Linked DNA regions of Homo sapiens: region 2 is linked to region 1. A link is a loop called in an ENCODE intact Hi-C map of the cell type or tissue named here. Cell type or tissue: Caco-2. All regions are shown on one strand.

Evidence for each region. A loop is a pair of places that touch in the nucleus more often than their neighbours do. Peaks named below come from ENCODE experiments on the same cell type or tissue, not always from the same donor. Only the 100,000 strongest peaks of a DNase experiment are listed, where the experiment ranks them.
Region 2: a loop joins it to region 1, with 5 times the contacts of the local background. A loop is called at or near these places in 2 of 110 quality-filtered maps.

The regions. Positions count from the first base shown.
Region 1 is chr13:60,426,430-60,434,429 of GRCh38, reverse strand. The region is part of intron 1 of TDRD3 (tudor domain containing 3); the gene reads right to left. It overlaps LOC124903178 (a long non-coding RNA gene), which reads left to right and starts at 2,210. Exons shown (of 3, transcript XR_007063814.1): 1 at 2,210-2,265; 2 at 2,391-2,526; 3 at 5,458-5,544. In Caco-2, a CTCF peak has its summit at 3,127; no DNase peak of the experiment used is centred here.
Region 2 is chr13:59,968,906-59,976,905 of GRCh38, reverse strand. It overlaps DIAPH3 (diaphanous related formin 3), which reads left to right. Exons shown (of 28, transcript NM_001042517.2): 15 at 2,450-2,554; 16 at 5,746-6,054; 17 at 6,848-6,962. Among named protein-coding and RNA genes, the nearest start is that of DIAPH3-AS1, 40 kb to the left of the region's middle. In Caco-2, no CTCF peak of the experiment used is centred here; no DNase peak of the experiment used is centred here.

The DNA.
Region 1 (8,000 bases):
GTGGCACAAACACAGCTCACTAGAGCCTGAACTGCCTGGGCTCAAGCAATTCTCATGGCTCAGTCCCCCAAATAGCTGGGATTACAGGCACTCTCCACCATGCCCACTTAATTATTTTATTTTATAGAGATGAGATTTCACCATGTTGCAGAGGCTGGTCTCCAACTCCTGAGCTCCAACAATCCGCCCACCTCGGCCTCCCAAAGTGCTAGGATTGCAGGCATGAGCCACCACACCCAGCCTTAAGTGCTCAAAACTTTTTAAAAAGGGATTTTAGAAAATGCTTCCTTTAGTAAATGCTTCTATTTATGAGATGTCAAAATTCCGTCTTAGAATCACTTAACTGTCTTCACGTCGTGTTCAGAAGTCACTTGGCATATAAAACAGACATGTCCAAACCATAGCTCAAGAATCTCAATTGGCAGAAAACTGTGATAAAACAAACACTATTGTTTTAAACTCATTGTTCCAGATAGTAGATCTCCATTACCACCCTTTACCATCAGTAAGGAAAGAAGAGGGCCAATTTTCTTTTGATCCATTTCTTTGAAAGCAGGTAAAATCGGTGAATCTAACTTACTCACTGGCTATAATGTATAGATAATGAAACGGAGCAAGGCAAACTACACATCAGCTGACTGAGCTAAAGGGGGCAGCCATGTCTGCACGAGGACTAGTAAAGCAGTTACTGCGTCAGATTTGATTTTTAGCTTTTAGATTTCCGTAAAGCAGTGTACAAGCCAAACAAAACAGGGCTCAGCCTGCATGTGGTACATGTACTTTGTACTTATTAAACACATTAGTTTATTTAAATTATTTGCTCCTGTTCACTTCCAAGTTGTCTCTGACATACAGTGTTGTGCCGTAAGTGTACCTCAGATAGTATAACATTCATAGCCAACTTCCTTTCCAAGCAAGAAAAGAACCAAGTATCTTTTAGGTCACTTTGTACGCACTGGGAGAGCAAAGAACACAATTATGCCTGTAACAAATGTTCTCTGGTGAGTTGTTTACATCACACTAAAAAGTATCAAATCATTCAGTCTGGTCATTGACATAAATATTTTACAAACTGGACATATAAAGAACCCATGCTTACTTCAGACTTTGAGGACTACTTATATTTTTAAGGAGGAGGAATGTTTTAATTGGCCAGAAAGTGAGCCATAAAAGCAAACATTAAAGTTTTATTCTCTTTTACCCACTGCCACCCATTGAAATAATGAATGCCCATTCAAATCTGAACTGCAACTTGACTTCCTGAAATAATAAAATACAGAATTATTGCACATTGATATAAACTGGGCTGATGACACATGAAAAGTCTTTAAAATGCCAATGAGAAAACCAAGAGTGAAAACATTCTTCACAAATGGATAGGGACTATGTCAAAAAAAATAAGAAGATATCTGGACAGTGACTGGTACATGGTGTTCTTAATTGCCCCTGAATAAAACCCAAATCAAATGGCTTCATGCAGTTTTTGGGGTTCTAACCTACACCTGATTATCTGCTACCACACTGAGGTTACTAGCCCCCGCACATGATATCCAAATACCAAAATGGGAGTTTGATAAATGAATTCTTGCTTAGCCACAAAGAAAATAAAGATAACTAATTCCCAATTACCCAAGCTAAGGTGGGACAAGAGAGGGAAAAAACATAAAAGATAATTTAAAAAATAACTTCTATTAAAGGATATTTTTGATCTTAGCAAATATGGAAGTAACTGACCTACTGCAAATTCCCAAAACTTCAATGTTGTAAAGATATTTTTTAAAAATTACCCATACGAAGATCTCTCTGTTCACTCTGCCTAAACTGTTTCTCTCTCCATAGTGTAAATTGATTGTAATACACCTGCCAAAAATTTGTTTTATATATTATTCTTATAGACTCTTACTATACTATACCTAGTCAGAGACACTGAAAGAATTAACTTGCCAATTCCCTCCTCTAGGGCAGAAGGAAAATGGCTTGAAAGTTCTTGTTTATGAATATAACTTGGGAAAATACAGTATTTTGCCATAATGAATAACAAGATTAGTAAGGTAAAAATGCTAGTAAGAATTGGGGCACAAGATTTTCTTCAGATAACCTGTTAAAAATAAAATCAATATATTCAATACAGCTTACAGATATATTGGAAAGATAGCACATGAGAATATAAAATGGAACACCAGCAGTTAGTTGAATGAATCCATGAATTCCATGGCAAAAGCTCTATTAAGCATAATAAACAGAAGGATCAGAATTCTACAAAAGGTAATTCAGAGGAGTGAGTACTATGAAAAATGGTGGAAAATGAAAAAAGAGGTCTTTTATTTTGTTTCCCTTAACAACTAAGTACCTCTTCTATTAATATTACCACATTTTCTTTTCTTGTCTAGGCAAAGTAGCCACTTCCTATCCCACATTGAATACCACAATCTGTATTCCAACAATTAAACCAGGACTTGAATCAATGCTAGCTTAAAAATTTAATTTTCTCTGTGGCTTATATATAAATGGATCAGATAAATAAAGGTACGTACTATTTAAAGTACTTCTAAGTACCAGCATGTAGTGTTAATCTTAATGTAGTAAACTACTTTCAATATAAGATTTATTTTACTCATTAATCAACTATCTATTAATATGCATTATTTTTTCAGTTTTTAGTTTTTATGATTTCTTTGCCATCATAAATATACATTAGTTCCACCTTTTTTTTTTTTTTTTTTTTTGGTAAAGATAGTCTTGCTTTGTTGCTCAGGCTGGTGAAAGGATTAATATGCAAAAAAAAATTTTTAATTACTTAACACTATTTAAGAATCTTCTTCTAAATAAACAACTTCTGATGATGCAAAACAATATGAAATGCCTTGATATCATCATGGTTAACATCCACACTGGTCAAATATCAGTATTTCAGTAGCCAAACAAAAAATTTATTTTAAAAATTGAGATGGAAATTTAAAAAATTTCTAGGGAAAATCCTTTGTAAGTTTATATCTAATTTAACAGTATTCAAAAGTGTTTAAATTCTGAAAAGTTAAACCTAGATAGCTTTTTGTTAAGCACTTCCTTTAAAAAGCTGAAGACTATCAGCTAGCTAATTGTGAAAGCTGTACTACTTGAAAGCACCACTAGATGACAACCTTGTTTCACAAGTAAAATATTATACTCCTGTTGAAGCTAAGACCCTGAAGAGATACTAAACTAGCTTAAAGGTTTCTGACATTTGTTTTTTGTTGGAGAGTAGGGATAACAAAGAAAATAAAATAGACTACTATAATTTTGAATTTGTGTTTGATATAAAGATCACTCAGGGTTTAAAAAAAACTCATTTAGTAAGCATTCAAGAAATACCTCACCATTAGATATATTAAGACAATTTTCTCTTCCCGTCTCTTCTACATCTATATCGTCTGGAAATAGATGATTTTATAAAAATAAAGTACACATAAATTATTACAGACTAATGCTTTTTTGCTGTAGAATAGTTACAAAAAGTATTTTCAGCATTATTTCAATAATTGCTTTTCTGTGACATCAAAATACAGCATGACGATTTTAAAATGATCGTGAGATAGGTAATAAACAACAAACTTCTATTTTATGACTCATATTCAAAATATTAAAATATTTTCCCCATACATAAACCAATCCATGAAGGCATTCACCCTAGAATGCTTATTTGGTATTAAAAAAATTGTAACAGCTGAGCAAGTAAAAATTTGTAAATAATTCCTTTGAAATCCCATAATTGATATATTACATAGTATAGTGGCAATGGTAACCTAACTATGTTGTTATTCATCTTTGTAAACCATGACTCCACATAAATTTAAAAGTATAAAATGAAGGCCTAGATATTTTTACTTTCATTGGGGTTATAATTTACAGCCTTCCTCTAATTCTATATTTTCATACATTAATTCAGAAGCAGAACTGGGGTTACTTTTTAATAAATCAGATTTTAAGATGTGAGATTACTTAATATTTCTGTCCTCTTTTTCTCAGCAAAAAGGTAGTGGCTATAAAACCATATATCAGTTCAAAAGGCTTACATGAAGCCTAATGCCCTAAACACTACACTGACTACTGCACTCATAGCATTGCTGCCTACAAAGTCCATGCTGAGGGTCTCTCAAGGTGAGGCCTTCCAGAATTAACCCCAAGGAGATCACATACTTGGTTAAGTTTCCATAAGAAATGCTATTTATAAATGTAAGGTATTACAAAAATTGGAAGGCATTTTCATGAGTAGCTGGAGAGACTATCACTTTTTAGTGAAACTAGTGAAAACTAGATGAAAATCTCAGCCTTACCTTTCAATACATGTGGGACCCTAGTCAATTTACTTCATCTTTCTGTGCCTCAGTTTACCCTTGCCGAAAAAGACCGTACTGAAAATACTGATCTACAGAGTTTTTCTAAGAATAAATGAGGAGACAGCATGTAATACCTAGCATATGCTTGGAATACAGTAGGTGCTAAATAAGTATTAGTTTTCTTCCTTCTTAAACATGGTGCCCTTGTTTATTCTACAAAATATTTTCAAAACATAATGATATTCAAAAATCTGGATTCTAATGAGAAAGAGAATACAATTTCTCTAATGAGAAAGAAAGAGAATAAAATTAATGATAAAGGGAATTTCTTCAAAGGCTACAGCTAATAGTCAAAAGTGTATATGCTTCCTTACTGGTAAGCCTAACTACATATTTCTAGCAGGCTACTCACATGGAGTTCACTGAGAACTAAAGAAAAGTGTCAGAAAGAAGGAAATACCTTTATTATTTATTTTGTTTAAATCATTCAGTTTTACAATTGAAAGTTTTTTAACAATAAGAAAGTAAGTTATTCCATTAGACTGTGCAACTGTTTCTGCCTGGAACAGAATTTCTAATGCAAAATGAACTGCTATTGTTTTTGTTCAACCTGCCATTTATGTCAAAATTTAAAACAATAATGTCAAGAAAGAGCTAGTAAGCAATAAAGTTTAAAATTATATTGCACAGAGAAAAATTAGCCATTTTACAATTTACATTTAAAATTTATTTAATGTCATTCAAACTCTTAAAAATGAAAATCTACTTCAATTATCATAGGCAGTTAAGACAAATACCTATTTGTTTCTAGTATATGCAATCATATGTCTTACAATCTAATAGCATAACGATTCCCTGTACATTAAAATGAAGTAAAAAATGAAAGAGGCATATAAAAAGCACAATATTACAATTAAAAAGGGCAGCCATTTAAATGTGTCACTAAACAGGTAAATACTAAACAATAAATTTTTTGTCAAAAGAGTGAAATAGTCCCATATATATGTCAGCTGATAAATATGAATTAGTAATTCTCATTTCCATTTCTTTAAAATGCATCTTAAATACAAAGTGCTTAGTGTTGCTTACATTTTTGAAATAGAAATGCTGCAAATAAATTAGATATTTTTTTCTATTGAAGGAGACCAGGAAATTTCACCCCAAAATATGGCACCCTGGTATGCTGATTATTTTAAATTAAAGGCCCTTGGAGACTGGCAGATACTAGAAGAAGCTTTACTCTGATACTCCCTTATCTGCTTAAACTCCAGACTCTTCAAAGAAGAAAATTACCACTGGTCCTTTCCTTGAGTTTTCATTAACTCATACTGCAGGAATAAAGACTGAAGTCTGTCAACACACCTGGACAGAACCACTGTCTTCTCTGTGGGCCCACAAGGCTTTGTCTCAGGATGCACGAGGACGTATGTCTCAAGACGTATGTTCTCCAAGCCCATTGAATTCCCCTAAAAATCACTTTTCACCTTAAAATTATCCACATCTCCCTTTCCTCTGTGAAGAGTATATAAGCTTCTGTACCCCCACTGCACTATTGTATAAACAATCATTCTCTTGTAATTCCCTTGTGCTATGCACGATAAAATTAATTTTGCATGCCTCTGCTATTAATCGGCCTTTCTTCAGCTGATCTTCAGCAAACCTTCAGAGGCAGAAGGGAAAATTTTCCCTTGGCCCCTATATTAACTTAGAAAACATAATTTGACTACATCCCCCATACCTCTTCATAGTAGCCTGAATGGTGGCCCACAAAAAGATATGCTTATGTCCTAATGCCTGGGAATCTGTGAATGTTACTTTATTTAGAGACAGTCTTTACAGAAGTAATTAAATTAAGAACTTTGAAATAAGAAAATCATACTAGATAATCCAGGCAGGTCCTAAATCCAATGACAAGTGTTTTTATAGGAGAGAGGCAGAGGGAGTTTAAAAATAAACACACAGAGTAAAGTGACACACAGAAAAGTAAAAGGCCATATGAAGCTGGAGGCAGAAACTGGACTGATGATGCCTCAAGCCAAGGAATGTCAGCAACCACAGAAGCTGTAAGGGGTAAGTTACTGATTCTCCCCTAAAGCCTCTGCAGGGAGAACAGCTCCAAAGACATTTTGATTTCAGACTTCTGATCTCCAGAACTGTTAAGTGAATAAATTTCAATTGTTTTAAGCCACCCAGCTTGTGGTAATTTGCTACCGCAGCCACAGGAAATAAATATACCCATTACAAATTCCAGTAATTACTTGAGAAGTATTGATTTAATTAAATAAAAAACATTATTTTGAAAGGCCATCCATCCCTTAGCTTAGAATCTAGAAGGACATTTTCTATTCAACTTAAAATGCCTTGATTCATTATCTCTTCCTGAATGAATACTTTCAGTGAACCTTATTGGTTAGCTTAAGTCTATAAATAAGAAAATACAAATTACACAGAGTGTCAGTGGCCCTTCTTATTATACAGAAAAGGATAGTGGGTAAACCAGGAGCACTGAACAGTGTGGAGAGATCAGTCAAAGGAAAGACGTAGAGAGGGGATCACCAAACTCTGTCTACCTACACCTGACTGACCTCCAAATGACACGTGCGAAGCCGACTCCAAACATCCCAGCTGAAGACAAAAGATTTGAAAAGAGGATGGAGCTGCTGCATTAGAAACGAAACTGCAGTTCAAACCCAGCCTCCCCACAAAAAAAAAGTACCTTTAATAACACAGGAAACAATATTCATCAGTGTAAAACAGAACAAAAATCTTTACAATTTAACACTATTAATATGCACTACAAAATCCAAAATTACCCAACATACAAAGAACGAAAAAATGGAACACATTCTGAAGAAAAAACAAAATCAATCAAATCTGTCTGATGCCAAGATGAACCTGATGCTGAAAATAATAAAGATTTAAAGTGGATATTACAGCTATTTGCTCTTAAGAAAAAAAAGTTTTCAATACAGTCACACTCCACATAACATTTTGGTCAATGACAGATACATATATGACTGTGGTCCTCTAAGATTAAAATACTGTATTTTTACTGTATCTTTTCTATGTTTACATATTTTTTAATATACAAATATGTTTAAATACATAAATACGTACACAATACTAAATTGTGTTACAATTGCCCACAGTATTCAGTACGATAACATGCTGTACAGGTTGGTAGCCTAGGAGCAACAGGCTATGCCATATAGCCTATGCGCGTAGTCGGCAATACCATTAAGGTTTGTGTAAGAACACTCTGTGACGTTCCCACAGTGACAAAGTTGCTTGAGAACACATTTCTAGAACATACCCCATAAAGTGATGAATGACAGTATATGGTATGTGAAGGTTTTATAGAATTCCTCTGTGAAACCATTTGTCCCTTGGTGCTTTTATGGAGTAATCTCTCCTTAATTTTCTCTATTTCTTCTATAACATTGGTCTGCTTAAGCTTTCTAACTCTAATGGGGGCAACTTTGGTCATCTGTACTTTCCTAGAAAACTACCCATTTCATATAGGTTTTTAGAATTATTTGCAAAGTGTCTCATGACATTTAAAAAAATTTTTATTGTGTATATTCAAGGTTTACAACATGATGTTACAGGATACATATAGATAGTAAAATAGTTACCATAGTGAAGCTTATTAACATATCTATCATCTCACAGTTACTTTTTGTG
Region 2 (8,000 bases), 460 kb after region 1:
GGGGAAACATGTTTGGTTTTGAAAATATGTTTTTTCGTCTGTCTTGAAAAGTTTTCATTAAGTGGTTGGAAATATATTCATGGACTGATTTGTAGTCTGGAATTCAGATGAGAAGCTGAGATGTTGATAGGGATTTGTAAGCCATCAGTGTATGCATGGTGATTTAAACATGGCTGTGGAAGATGAGACAAGCAGGAGGAGGGTGAGGAAAGAGTCCTATAGAATGCCATCATTAGTGGGTTGGATTTTGTAGAAACCCATAACAGGAATTGGTAGGAGCACTCAAGGAGTAGCAGGAGAACCAGAAGTGTGTGTTGTAATGGAACATACAGGAAAAGAGGTTGAATATGGAGGCCTATTTGTAGGTATTTATGCTATAGAACTGGCCTGTCTAATATGGGATGGTGGAAATGTTTTATAATCTATATTGTTCTGCATGGTAGTCATCAGCCATATGTGCCCATAGTGTACTTTTTAAAATGGCTGGTGTGACCGAGGAACTGAATTTTTAAACTTTATTTATTTTTGATAATTTAAGTTTACATTTACATAATCATTTGTGGTCAGTGGCTATGATATTGAAATAGCATGGCCCTAGAGAGATCACCTAAGATGAGGCTGAGAGCAGTCCAGGGAATTTGGACTTCTGGAATTGGAATTTGGTAAGTCAGCGTTTTTAGAATGAATTATAGCTAAGTGTGATAGATAATGAAATGAACAGAGTTCAACAGGTCAGAAAAGTGAGTGTGGTTTAAGAATACCCTTTGAAAAAGTTGACTTTTAAGCTAAAGAGGGATTATGGTAAGGGGTTATAAGGAGTAAAATGAGGGATGAAAGTACAGAGAGGTAAACTATGCAAGGGAGGTGTGAAGGCAATTGATTTAGCAAGTCCTTAGGGGGAAGCACTGGGTGACAGGAGAAGGTGGGCGGACCTCTGAGACTCATGCATGGCTTGTTTTGTAGTTAGTAATTTGATTAGATATAGGCTTAGAATCTTTTTAATTATTTAACGGTAAGAGGGGTTTGTAGGAGCCGTAGTAGTTGTGGGGAATGGTAGTGTTGCTGTGGCTTACGTCAACTGAAGGACATTTGGACAGTTTTTACCTATTAGTTTTTGTTATTTTAATAAAGGAACACAGGTTGAGACTGAGAGAATCAGTAGTCTGAAATTTACCTTCCTTCCCTGTAAAATGGGAATTAAAGCAGTATTTCTTATTTCACAGAGTTTTTGTAATGAAATTTAAGAATGCTTCTTTTTATGCTTCAAAAGCTATAAAGTATGGGGAGAGAGAATGCATGTGTAGGGTTGGGGGTATGTGGAAAATCTCTATTTTCTGCTCAGTTTTGCCGTGAACCTAAAACTGCTCCAAAAAATAGTCTGTTAAGTAAAACCGTAAAGCATTATCTAAACGTTAATTGCAGGGAGGTGGCATAGTTTCATTTGAACTTAGACTCTGAAGGCGGGGAATCTGGCTTTTTAATCTCACATCTTTTACTAGCTATGAGGGACTAGCAACTGCCTCTTAGTGTTATTAAGGACAAAGTAAGATTCCCTTTATAAACTAAGTAAAAATAAAATCCCTTTGTAAACGGTGGAGTTCTACATTGTTGTTATTTTCCTAATTAAGGTTTGAGTGTATTTAAAATGTGGAGGCCACATTTGTGAGATAGTTGCATTTTTTTGATTGATTTTTTTTTTCATTTTTCTTAAGAAAGTCAAATGCTTGTGTTTGTGAGCAAAAAGGAGGTTTTTAGTCATAATAATGGCAAAGTTGAATGTGTTTGAATGCAAGATGAGAACTGGTGATGAGTGGATATATAAATTATTATAGAAAATTCACTGGATTCACCAAATTTTATTGTTTCCTTTTTTTTCCAGAAGGTATTTCACTAGGGACTTTGAAAAATTAATTTATCATTACTTTCCCAAAGATATCAGGAGATATTATGTTGTTACAAGAAAAAAAGTTAGAAACTGAATAGAATGGAGTTGTTTAGTAATAAAAAATATTAAAATGAAATCCTCTAAATCATGTTGATATACTTCAGATAAGTTTCAAGAATAAGTTTTTGCAGGTGGAAGATGCAAGGAATTTGTACAATGCTTTGCTCTCTATTATTTTACACAAAGTCACAATAATATTTAGAGACTTTGAAGAAAAATGCCAATGCTGCAGATAACTGTGGCCAGTTTGCTCTGCAGAGAGAAGGTCACAGACTTGTCTATGGCTTTTTTCTGCCCCCTTGTGAATGAACGATTTTGGTTGGGACCTGGAGGGGCCTAGAGAAAGACTGTAAGTGACTTTTCAAAACTCTATCACTCCTTTCATAAAACCAATTCAGGAATTTGTGTTCTACCGGCAGATCATTCGAGTCACATTTCTATAAGAAGAATAGTGCTTTTCATTTTCATCTTCCTGTTTTTGTTATTATTTTTAATTTGTTTCAGTTTGAAAAAGAGTTTACCGACCACCAAGAAACTCAGGCTGAATTGCAGAAAAAAGAGGCAAAGATTAATGAGCTTCAAGCAGAGCTACAAGCTTTTAAGTCTCAGGTAAAATTCCACTCTGAGTGAATTTGGGTATTAAAAACACAGTGAGGGAGCAAAGGTTATGTTATATCTTCATAGCATCAAAATGTTTAAACTTTAATTTTGCTTGTATATTTTTATAGCATTATTTGTACTGTGTTTTGCTATTTTTTTGTCATTTTTTTCTATATGTATGTATATCTAAGCTTTTACTAATTAATCTGCTTTCTTATGTTTTGTTAGGGTTTTGTTCCTAATGTCACATGTTTCCTAAGTAATTCAGCATAAAGAGTAAGAAAATCTTTTACTCTCAGATTTGTTATTCATCACTGATCTTTATCCCACTACAAGAAATTATTGCTCAAGCTATTTATTTTTTAAAACCTTCAGCCTAGGGGTCCCTTGCAGTAAAAGATAACCTCTAGCTGAATGAGAACATTTTCTGATAATTTTTCAATTTCCAAAGTAAACAGATTTAAAACATGACAAAAAAGAGAGTAAATCTGGATTATGAAGCAGATAGCTCCCATGCACCCTCTACACATAAAACATTTAGATAGCAAGAAATACGTCATCTGCATGCTTTATGTGGATGTAAGTAAGGAGGTAGAATATTCATAGCTAAATTTCTTCATGTAGATTTACGTACAGGATGATGAGCAATAAGTATAGTTTTGCTATTTTCCTTTCATCTTAATTTACAGTTATGTTGAAATAGTCTCAGGTATACTATATCCTATCTTACTGGCAATTTTGTTTTCTTTTAAATGCTTAGTGGATAGTTTTGTTGCTGAGGCTGTCTGGAGATACCTTAAGAGATAGCTATCTGTTAGTATTCAATTTTAGAAAAAAATTAAAATCTCCTATCTACAAGAAAATTATTCTCATTCATCTTCTTTCTTTAGTGCTGCAAGAGGGAAGTATCACATTTTATTGAATTTTTTTTTTTATCTTTCCCATATGGTTCCTTGTCTCTCATATTGAAAGAAACATTTGATTGTGTCTGTACTTCAGACTGAGTTACAGACAGTGGCTGAAATATTTATAACAAGTTTTTCTTGGTCTGGGGTAACGTAAATTTAAGAACTTTCTTTTCTTTTTAATTATGTTCAGTTGAAGGTTTGTTTGTAAATCTCCAGAAAATTCCAGTTTATAAAAAACGTATCCACCATTTTTGAATAAGTTATTGCTGCATAGTGCTTTTACATAAAATGGGAATAAGTGTATGTTTTGAAAGTGAAATTAAATCAAGGAATCTCCTAAATTGTTTTAAATTGTATACAGTGATGACCCATGTTTATGGCTATGAGAAGAAAACCTAGAATTAGATACTTAATATTGGCCACCATATTCATGTTTGAACAACTGGCAAATTCTTTCTTTGGATTCTGGTTTATTTCTTATGAAATGTGGGCATTTATCTTAAGATCCTTCTTTTTGTTCAAAGCTATGCTGACTATGAAGAGTATGAATAAAATATGTTCTGTTATCTGTGATTTAATTCCTTTGCTCCCGTAGTCTCTTCACAACCAGGTAGTTTAGGTGCTGGAGAGACATAGTGATGAGCAAGATAGTCACAGTGTCTGGCCTCCCAAACCATATCTTTAAGTCAGTCTTCACACTTTATCAAATGAACTATTCTAGAGCAGAAATTCAGCCATATCTTTAAGACATTGATAGTTAATTATTAAATACGTTCAAAAGGAAGTATCATCTTTGATCACAGCAACCCAGAGTAACACTGAACTGGTTCTTCTTTATACTTAATGGTTTTGATAAGGCATGCTTTTGATTTGTGGCCTCAACTTCTTTTATAACACTGTTTTCTTTGTCATGATTTCAGACGTCATTGATTTCGAGCTTTTATACATGGTCTATTTTTCATAATTGTGCCATGAAAATTCAAAATTATGTAACATTTATTAAATGTTAAAGGTAGTTAGAATTGAAGTTTGTAATTTCAAGAAGCTACTCATATTACAAAAGTTATTTATTAACCCAGAATGTCTTCTTTGTATCCATCGAAATGCATCTGTTAAATTCTTATTATGCCATGGAAACATGAGGACAAAAGTGACCAGTGGACACAGGCGGTTCTTTTTTCACCCCTGATTTTACCTTGCTTCTCTGTGGCATTTGATTCTGCAAAGCAGTCTTTTAGGTGGTGCTCTCTTCATTCATAGTTTTTGACCCTGTGCCCAGTTGGCTTTTTCTCTTCTTGTCTTTCATGCATTTATCCTACGCATTTCTTCCATAGCTGTCATGCACCAGTCACTGCTTTAGGTGCTGGGGAAAGAGCAGTAAATAATACAAGATAGTCACTTACCTCATCAGCTTATGATCTGTCAAAGAGATAAATGCTAATGATTCCTTAAATAAATTCTCACTTTTGATAAGAGCTATTGAAAAGTACAAGGTGCTATCAGTGTAAAATGAGTGGTCAGATAAGGCTTTCCCAAGGAAGGGACCTGTTAGCTCAGACTGAAGAGGCTAGTAGGAGATGGTCAGGTGAAGAGAATGTTCCAGGCAGAGGGACCAGCATGTACAAGGGCCCTGAAATTAGCATGAGGTTGGCACATACACAGAATTAGAAGAAAGTCCCCTACAAGACCAGATAGCAGGGACTAGATCATGATATACTTATATAGGTCCTACGAAGAATTTTAGTTTGTTGTTGTTGTTGTTTTCTCAAGTGCATTAGGACACCATTGAGAAGATTTGAGCAAAGTCATGATGTGGCAATACCATTTAAGTTCTTTTGTTGAAATCTTATTTCTTACTTATCACTTAAATGCTTGCACTCCATAGAACTCTGTGCATAGACCCTTTGTCATGCTACATATTCTCTCCATACTATGAGTGAACTTCTCTGCTTCCCTGGCTTCAACTGTTCTCCAGAGACTACTGATTTTCAAATCTTCTAGATCCACATACCCATTTCCCTCCTGGACATTTCTACCTAGATGGTCATAACTACCTCAAAACAGGGAATTATACTTCTGGCAATTATGTTTTTATGAGGGAAAAAAAGCTATAATTATATTCTTAAATTAGAAGAAAAATTGTTGGAATTTTGATTTTTGGTTAAACCTTATGAAATTACTGATATGTAATTATTTTTGGTTTAAATGAATGCCTTATTTTTGAGTAAAGTGCATATTTACATGTTTTGTAGATATGTTCTTAGTTATGTCTCTTATTGTTTTTTTCTCCAGTTTGGTGCCTTGCCAGCTGATTGTAATATTCCTTTGCCTCCCTCTAAAGAAGGTGGAACTGGCCACTCAGCACTTCCTCCTCCGCCTCCACTGCCTTCTGGTGGAGGGGTGCCGCCTCCACCTCCTCCCCCACCACCTCCTCCACTTCCAGGAATGCGGATGCCATTCAGTGGTCCTGTGCCTCCACCACCTCCCCTGGGATTCCTTGGAGGACAAAATTCTCCTCCTCTACCAATCCTGCCATTTGGGTTGAAACCAAAGAAAGAATTTAAACCTGAAATCAGCATGAGAAGATTGAATTGGTTAAAGGTAAAAGAAATTAATAGAGGAAAATACTTTTACTTAGATCTAAATCTAATTTTGGATTTATATATACATAATTTCTAATGAGATTTAATTTATGCCTACATAATTTAATTTATATATACATAATTTCTAATGTCACTAATCAAAGTGACAATAAAATAGCTTTTTTTTTAAAGTATTGGGACAAATCCCTTTCATATTGACTAAGACTTTCTGCTTTATAAATACAGTGAGAGTTGATGTTGTTCCAGTGGAATCCGATTTGTAATTAAATTGATAATTAAACATTATTGCAGTGAATCCTATGTTTATGAAGTGTTTCTCAAAAAAAAATGATGGTGTTCTTAGGAAATTTTCTCTATTGATAGATGTTGGGAAAGTGTTAACTAGTTGTCAGAAGCTAATATCTAGTCAGATCTTAAGAATTCAGAATCCTGCAGAAAAATGGTTTCATGGTAACAGAAACATGGAAAATGCTGTATAATGTGTCCTGCCCACCAAAATGTATAGTGCAGGTGAAGATTATTAGAGACTATGAGAAATGCAATTGAGAAGAAGCTAATTAAATCGTATTTCAAATCCTCAACTATTGGATCATGGAAGCCTTTTCTTCCTAATAAGACCTTAACATCCTGCAGAACTTGTATCTTATTGAACACACTTCAGGGAAAAATCTTACAGATACGACTTTATAAATATCTGCTGACAGCTATGATACTCAGTGTATGCATAGTGCTTGACTTGGGACAGGTGAAACACTCACCTATTGATGAATCAGTCTTCTCTCTGATTGTAGATCAGACCTCATGAAATGACTGAAAACTGTTTCTGGATAAAAGTAAATGAAAATAAGTATGAAAACGTGGATTTGCTTTGTAAACTTGAGAATACATTTTGTTGCCAACAAAAAGGTAAGTTTAACATCTTGATTATTTATTAATTTGATTTTAGAATTTTAACATATACTTTTTATGTATCAATTTTCAGAAAACATTATTTTATGAATCCTGTACATGTTATTTTTACATTCCTAATGGGCAAATAAATGGTATAATGAAATAAAGTGCTTAAAAAGTAAATTCTGTTTTAAAAATGCAAAAGGTTAATATAAAATTTTGATTATTAAATTTTCTATATGATATTATTTTTGAAGATATTCCATTGGGATAAATTAGACTTTTGTAAAAGAGGATATTTTCTGTGACAGTTTTGGCATGAGAAGGTCCTTCAGTTTGAAAAATAGAAAAACAAAATGTGTGCTTTCTTGTAGTTAGAATTTTACTACCCTTTAATATTACAGTGACTAGGGGAGCTAGGAGAGGGATAGCATATAGCATTAGGAGAAATACCCAACGTAGATGACGGGTTGATGGGTGCAGCAAACCACCATGGCATGTGTATACCTATGTAACAAACCTGCATGTTCTGCACATGTATCCCAGAACTTAAAGTATAATCCAAAAAAAATTACAGTGACTATCACATAATTTAATTAATTGCTATGAGTCACATGGGATAAAAATATCAGATTTATAATGTCTTCAAAGTTAGCTTGAAAGAGAAGTATCTGAGTAGGTTATATGATCTTTTCATTAAAAGCAATGGCATTCATTTTCCAAAATGTTTTGTGATAGGTTTTACCTGTGCAGTGTGATTTTTAAAAAATTGTTTAGGTATTACATAAGTGAAAATTGAACTTATTTCATCCAATTTCGTGGGCCTGCTACTTACATTTCAAGGCTGATATCCACACAGAATTTTTAAGTATTATATAAAACTTACATTTTAGGTCTGTAGTGCAAAACACTTAGATCAATCATTACCTTTTAATTTTCAAAAAGAAATTTTTCACTATAGACTTATGCCACCTATATCCCTGGGCTCATAGAACAAAGGAAGAGGTGGCAGGGAGAGATTGTACTGGATGGATACAGGTCAGAGACCTTTGT